2 separate regions of the Mus musculus genome follow, and region 2 is linked to region 1. The links are chromatin contacts, found by Hi-C or POLR2A ChIA-PET in ENCODE. All regions are on one chromosome and are shown on one strand. The core of a region is the stretch at or near the end of the contact, and the rest is flanking DNA. Distances in the headings are between cores, read along the strand shown.

Region 1 (3,825 bases), core at 675-3,174:
AGCTGTTGTCTAGGTCCAGGGCTGGGAACCAGCTTTCCCCACCCATCCCACCATTTTAATGGGCGTTTCGGACAAAGAACCTGCATTGCAGTGTGAGGTTTATGTTGAGCAAACAGCATACCGTAAGTGGACAGCTCTTACACAATGGTAAGATACTAAATGCTCTGGGCAGCTGAAGGACGGAGGCAGGCCTCGTCTTTGGCTTCCTCAGTGCTGTTTCCCTTAACTGGACAGAAGTGTTTTGGAAACCCAGTATAATCTACATTCCCATCAGGTGACATTGTTTAATCTAACATTCCCTCTTTCACAAGTGACAATAGCTCCGGGGACACCCAGGCTCAAGCTTTGAACTTTTCTGGTAGAAAGGGCGTTTGCAACTCCATAGACTTTCTTTGGTGCCTTTCCACCTTCCAGCTACGCCTGTCAAAATAGGTAACCGCCTCCAGGGAGGGGCCAACAGGGGAGAGTCATTGACCTTGGCTGAACCAAATCTAATCTAGTCTCGGAGTTTGTTAGGCTGCACAGTCTATAGCTGTGAAAGTTACTTCAAATGATACTTTGTTTGAAAATTTATCTTTGAAGCACTAAAGGAAGACCACTGCTTGACAGGAATACACGTTTCCAAATGTTTTGACAACTTGAAACTAGAACCTTTCACCAAAGAAGGTTGCAAAGTATTTTTAAAGATAGTAACAAAAAAGCAGAGTTTCAAGATATATGCTAGAATTAAAAGGAAGGGTGCCTCTTACAGCCCAGGTTTCTGAAAGGCTCAGGAAGGTCACCGCAGTATTTTAAAAATCCTCGGCGCTCCGGCAGCCACATTTTGACATTATTGGGCAGCCAAACTGTACTTCAGAAACCGCCTTCACGTGCCAGACGCATGCAGAAAGTAGATAATATAAACTCCCGTGGATATCACACCGCGGTGCACACTTAGTGAACATTCATTCTGTCTATGGCTTTATTTTCGCGCAATGAGAACTGATCCATCAAACCTTCCCAAAAGACCCGCAGACAAGTCGCACATTTGGGCGCACAACTTCAATTTCAGCTTTGCGTTTTCACCAAACCCCTCTCGCCGTGCGCGCTGCGCGTCTCCCCACGCGCGGTGCTCCGGGTCCCATCCTAGAACTCGCTCACGGCAGGCGAAGCACCTTTCCAGGTACGCTCCGGAGCGGGCGTGTTTACGCGCATCCAAGTGTGCGGCACTTTGAACGCGGAGTCCATGTGGAGCCCGCGCCGAGCTCCCGCAGCTGCCGGCCGCCTCCGGGGATCGGAGCGGCCGCGGCTCGCGGGATTGCTGCGGGCGAAGGGACTCAAGCGCCACCCAGGCAGCGGGACAGCCCCGGCTGCGGGCTCTGGAACGAATGCGCGGCGAGCCCAGCCCCCAGCGCCGCGAGCGAGCGAGGGAGGCTGGGTGGAGGGAGAGCGGAGCGAGTGAGGAAGCCGAGTGTGGAACGGCTCGTCGGCCGCCACCCCCACCGCCACCGCCGCGCTGCCTCCACCGCGGCCCCGCCCCTCCGCCGCGCCCCTCCCCCACTCCGGCGCTCCTCCCTCTAAGTTCCCCCTCCCAGGTCCCCCTCCCCGTCGAGGTTCCCCTCCCCCTCCCAGGCTCAGGCTCCCTTCCCCCTCGCCTCTCCTTCTCGGGGCTCCCTTCCCCCTCCACAACCCGTTTCCCCACTCCTCCTCCAGGCTCCCCTCCCCCGCCCAGCTCTCCTTCTCTTCCACCACCCGGCTCCGCTCCCCTCCCCCTCCCGGGTCCTCCTCACTTCCTCCCCTCCCCCTCCGGGCGCGCCCCACCCCTCCGCTCCCCTCGTCTCCCCTCCCCCTCCTCGGGTCCTCCTCCCCTCCCCCTCCACCCCCTCCCCCTCTACCCCTCCCCCTCCTCGCTCCCTGTTCCCTCCTCCCTCCCCGCGCGCCGGGCGCAGGCCGCTCGGGTTTGTTTTGCTGCGCGGCCGTCGCCGCCGCGGGCCCGGAGCTCATTTGTGCCTGGCTGGTCCCCGCGCTCCCCGGTGCCGAGCCGGAGCCGTTGGCCGCTCGCGCGCTTGGCTCTCTCCCTTAGTAACAGCTCCCCTCCTGCCTCGGTGCTGCGCCCTGCCCCCGCGCCCCTCCCCCGCCGGACCCGCTGCCCGGCTGTCAGCGCCCGCACCCCAGGGCGCCTCGGGGTGCCGACGGCGGCCAGGAGGGGAGCGCCGCGCGTCCTGGAGGGGACAGCGTCGCCAAGCAGGTGAGCGCGGGCCCGGGGCTGCGGGCGCCGCGAACTTGGCCTGGGCGCGGGGGAGGGGCGGCTGCGCTCACGTGCTGCCCCCCCGGGTCGGGGTGGCTGCGGGAGGCACTGGGCCCAGGCGAGCGGGCTTGGGGGCGCAGGCTGGATGCGGGGCCGCAGCCGCCCTGTGCTCACATAGCGGGGGAGCGGCCAGGGCTCAGGATGGGTGCTGGTCCGCGCTCGGGCGCGCGGGCTGCAGTCGCCCGGTCGCGCACCCCTCGGGCTGTGGCGCGCGGAGACCCCGGGCGGCGGCGGGGACCGCGGGCGGCTGTTGGGGCGCGGGCGGGGGAGGGGCGCGGCCGGGCCTCGCTCACTCAGGACGCGAGTGTGGGCACCTTGTGCCTGTGGCCTCCCCACGAGGAGGCCCTGGCCACAGCCTCGGTAAAGTTGGGTCAGAAGTGTATACAGTTGGCAAACTTATTGCCAGCTTCCTGGTAAGTTTCGGGGTGGCACACAAGTCACATTATCTTCTGACAGTATAGAGCCACGTTGTGAGTGTTTGCTGGGTGACTTCCTCTTTGCAACCGATGTCTTTTTTTTTTTTTTTTTTTTTTTTTTGGAACAGGGGCTGACTTTCATTTAAGTGTAATTCCACGTTGAAAGGCAGCTCGAGGCGAATCATGCATGTGTTAGAGTGTTCGGTAATTTTGGAAGTTCTCAATTTGGATTAAATTTAGGTTGTGAAAATGGTCTGTTCTGTGTAACATTTGGGTTGGGTGGCTTTTAAGAAACGCTCTCTTTGTTAGGTTACCCAACACTGAAAATAATTTGGTGATCACACAGAAGAGTTGGAACATAGCTAAACATTACATTTCTTTAACAGTCTGGAGTTTTCTTAAAACCTTGGTTGGACTTTATCGGCCCCAGGGTGAAGGGTTATATGCCATTTACAGTTAATTAGGGAAGTTTACTGTTGGCTTTCTTGTTTTTCCATATAAGAACCTTATGCTGGTCTAAACATGTTAATAAAGTACGGTGGATGAAATGATGTGTTATTTCTAGTTTGAATCTTGAGATTGAAAGCCCCCCATCAGTGTAAAACAATACAAGGCCATGTCTTACTGATTTAACTTAGCTAAAGTGCTTTGCAGTATCTTGGTGGCCCATTGAAGGTAGTAAATGAGTTTTGGGTTTCCCTGTGTGATTCACGTTCAGTTTTGTTAAATAAGACCCATGCTTATTGGAGCACTTCAGTAATCCTGACTTCCTGGGACTGTATGTTCTCGCCACTTTAATAAGTTTATAGTCTGGGGAAGTAGGGCATCTTTATCTGCACAAAAACACTGTGTATCAGTTGGATTGAATCGTGGGAGTTAATGGCAAACTTCCCAAATTATCACTGAGAGTTCTAGAAACAGTTGGCATTTAGCTATGGGGGAGGGGCGGTAGGTCGCCAGCCTGCCTGAAAGGGGTTGGGCAGGTCCTGTGTGCCCTTCGTGTCTAAATGGAGGCTTCTCTGCTGCTTTGACTATTTCTCTCTTAGTTTTGCTGCCCTGCATGGGATGAAGTCTGTAATCGCAAACACTAAACACTCAAATTACTTGTCTTACCTTTAGTTT
Region 2 (3,825 bases), core at 857-3,356, 600 kb before region 1:
TGTCCCAAAGAAGACAACACACGGATCCTTTAAGAGCCAGACATTTTCTATACGTCCACCTCCCCTTGGTGGGGGTAACTGAATAAAGGCTGCTATCTTCTCTGGGTCCCGCTTCAAGGATTTATTTTAAAACCTGTATCATCAAATAATAAATGCTTTAAGCTGAAGCGAATGCCTAAAATGAAAACAGAGACACCTTAAGATGCTTCATAATCTAACCAACCATTCCCTGGTAGACAGTATCCAGTTTCCTCTCCTGTCTGTACTCAGTTGGCTTCCTAAAATAGAGAGGGATAAGGACCACAGGCTTCACGTCATGAATGAGCTCCGTCTCAGCTGTGGGCTCTCCAGAAATGATTCAACACCACAGATGGAATCCACATGTGAATATCCACGTGACGACTGACTAGCAAGATTTCAATGAAACCAGAGAACATTTTTTTTTTCTTTAGCTCAAGTATATTTGGCCAGTGTAGGTTGGGGGAAGGCCTGGAATCACTGGAATCACAGTGAACAATTGAGATATTGAAGGCAAAGAAACAAAAAAAAATCCATGGAAAGACCTTCTAAGCAATGAGGGTAGGCTTTTTGGAAGCATTGGTCTGTTTGTTTCCAGGTTTGGTTTGTATTTGTTCTTTTTAAAGCCAAGGAGCTTTCTAAATTTCTTCAAAGGATAGTTTTGCATTGGGCATTTTATTAGGGGCTTTTTCTCTCAGAAAGAACCCTCAGTAGAAACCACCCTGGGAGAAAAAGCTACAAAGGCAGGATTATGGAAGCCCAAGAAATAAATAAATAAAACCAAGAAAACAGAAGTGGAGCCACAGCTAAAACAGGTGTTTTACATTTCAGACTGGAGGCAAATCAGTCCAGAAGCAGGAAAGTATGGCTCCACTGCCACGTGCTGTGAACCTTGTGTCTTGGATGGAGCTTAAACCAACTACTCAAAGAGATCCAAGGCTGTCACAGAAACCCACACTGTAGTAGGAAAGAAAACAGCCAGCTCAGGTGCCATCATAGCCTCCTTTAAAGAATCCACGAGGTGTCTGGGACATACAGAGAGACCTGGGGGAGAGACAACTTTACTCTCTGGCTCTTGGAGTCACTATACATGCAGCTGTGATCAGGCTAAACTCTGAAATCCCAGAATCAACTGGCAAAGCAGATCCCCAGAACCCATATAAGAAAACCATATAAAATGGGTGTAGAGTGTACATTTTTTACTTCAGCAGTGAATGGTGAAAGGAGATATAGTGGAAGGTAGATACCCAGCTCACTGAACAATTAGTTTTGCCTACTTGGAAATTACTAGACAAATGAGTGCTCCCATCTCAAGCAAAAAGCAGAAGGCACCTGAGAAAGGACATCCAAGCAAGCACACTCATTCGGATTTGGTTGCCAGTGCACCAGCCCTGTGGGCTGCTGTTTCCTTATCCATCCAGAGAGAATCCTAGACCTCTAGTCTGTCACAGAGAGCAGATGACTCAACATCTTCAATCATTTTCTCTAGCAAGGCAAAACCTCTCAAGTTAGTGTTTTATAAGCATGGACAGACAGTTTCCATTCTGGTCCTTATCAAAACACTGCCATTCCTTTGATAACAGTTATGAAATCATCTCTCAGAACTTGGGTATCTTTAAAGAGGTTTTTTTTTTTTTTTTTTTTTTTTAATGCAAGCTGCCCCGTTCTCCCTCCCCCGCTTCACCAAGATTCAATTAACGGGAGGAGGAATGTGGTGGTTTTTAACAAGTTCTTCTAAGCCAAACTGCTTAGAGACATACATTAGGCTGCCTTTAGTAATGGGAAAAAATTATCTCACCATGACTGGACTTTCTCACCTCCAAAAGAGGATTCCTATCTGTCACCTGGACAGCCAAGATTGATTTTTCTAATTAAGCAGGCATTTGTACTGGCACAGGGAGCCACAGAATTCTTCCCTACTGTATCTTCCCAACATATTCCTGTTTGTGTTCATTTTCCATCCTGTTTAAAGCTCCCTAGTGTTGAACCGGGAGGGGTCAGGAACTCACTCTATGAAAACACCCATTAAAATCTCTGGCTGCTTTCAGAAAGAAATGTGTCAACACAGGCAAAGGAAAGAAAACATGTGATAGAAATCTCTTTGGACTGGGCTTGGCTCCCACGTGGACAGAATTTGCCTTCACCAGTTCCCACACACTGTCCCCCACCCCCGGGTCTGCTCTGCTCCATCTGGGTCTGCCCTGCTCTGCTTCTCAGGGTCTGCCAATGCAGATGGCTGTAGGAAGCAGGCTGTTAGCACTTTGAAAGGCTATGTGGCACTTTCTGCCTTTTAAAAAGGTACAAGAAGCTCTTGTGCAGCCTTCAGTGATGAGACCGGCTTGTGGTGTAATTCAGTTTACTTAAGGGAACAATTTGGAGCCCTGAAGAGCAAAGCCCAGTTCTGGCCCCACAGTGCTGGGTCATGTGGCCTCATGACTTTCTTTCAGTGGGAGACACTAGAGGATAAAACTGAAATCAGTAAGAAAAGCTGGCATCTTTTTTAGTTTGTTCCTGGTACATCCATTACCTAATATTTTATTTAAAAGCTCAGTCCCTGCACTAAATGAACGGGCTAATCTCAATTTAGGAGTTGGCCTGCCCTCACATGATGACAGCTAACTGTTAACTGTCTTTAAAAAATAGAGGAAAGAAAAAATTAAAAAGAAACAAAGAGGAAGAGAAGAAGAAATGGCTAAGGGTAATTTAAGGGTTGTGTAAACTTATTAAAGGAACAATTGTTTCAAAGACAAAGGATAGCCTTAAGGGCTGGGTTGGGGATTAGTTGGTAGAATACTTGATTAGCATACACAAATCCCTGGATTCTGTCCACAGCACCACACACAGTGTGGTGGCCAAAGTCAGTAGTCTCAGAACTCAGGCAGTAAAGGCAGGAGGAGCAGAAGTTCAAGGTTACATAGGAAGTTTGAGGTCAGACAGGTATACTTCAGACCCTAACCAATTAAAACAATCAAAATTAAAAAAAATTCTTTCAGATACTGTCCCTTACATTCATTTGGCAGTGGCAGCTCTTAGTAGGTACTGGAAGCCAAAGTTGTCCTAGTAGGCTACACAGCTGCAACACTCAGACTCAAGGTTGAACTCTAAGCTCTTCCCTGAAGTCTCTCCCCTTCCTGATTCTCTCTTCCCCTGGAACCCTGTATCTAATCGCTTGTCTTGCTCCATGAAGTACATTTGTAGTTAAGTCAGAATAATTTGCTGTCTTTCACTTTGGAGGATCATTGCAATACCTTCTTCTCTGCATGTCCAACCTGTCCACTCCTTTATAGTCAGAGAAAAAGTAGCTTTCGTATTATCTTAGGCACTCTTAATTAAATTCTGTCATTTCACACTCTGAGACTCTAGTAGTTTCCAGTGAAATACTACCAAGTGGTATACTACCAAGATACCAATATCCCCTCAACAGGCCTTTCTAGACTCTCTCACATCAGGAGGTTGGTACCTTCCAAATGATGACAAAAAGATGCTTCAGTTAAACACTTTAACTAGAGGTTGCATTGTTTGATTTATTTTGTTTTGAGGCAGGGTCTCATGTACCCTAGATTAGCCTCAAACTCACTACTATATAATCCATACTTACCCTGAACTTCTAATCATTCTGCATCCATATCTCAGGTCTGGGACTACAGGTATCCATCTACAAAATTAGTTTATGAATTGCAGGGCCTTTTGCATGCTAGTCCACCACTCTATCAACTGATCCATAGCTCCAGCCTATGTTTAATATGTTTCTCATTATGTTCTTAAATTATCCGCTATACTTATTGGTAGTATTTCCTCATAAAATTC

Evidence for each region. A loop is a pair of places that touch in the nucleus more often than their neighbours do. ChIA-PET counts read pairs that join two places held with the same protein, here RNA polymerase II (POLR2A).
Region 2: a loop to region 1 is called in a map of left cerebral cortex, with 3 times the contacts of the local background. The contact joins the enhancer-like site here to the promoter of Tbl1xr1 in region 1. A Hi-C loop is called at or near these places in 9 of 37 maps with a recorded cell type or tissue (gastrocnemius, heart and left cerebral cortex). POLR2A ChIA-PET finds 5 or more read pairs at or near these places in 1 of 5 experiments (Patski).

The regions. Positions count from the first base shown.
Region 1 is chr3:22,074,728-22,078,552 of GRCm38, forward strand. Tbl1xr1 (transducin (beta)-like 1X-linked receptor 1) reads left to right here and starts at 1,925. Exons shown (of 16, transcript NM_030732.3): 1 at 1,925-2,227.
Region 2 is chr3:21,477,190-21,481,014 of GRCm38, forward strand. The region is part of intron 1 of Gm31610 (a long non-coding RNA gene); the gene reads right to left. Among named protein-coding and RNA genes, the nearest start is that of Gm31610, 11 kb to the right of the region's middle. Within about 2 kb of position 2,107, at least 1 of the 3 ENCODE cell types and tissues checked has a DNase peak (open chromatin) inside an H3K27ac peak, as active enhancers do; it is heart, where a contact is called at or near this core.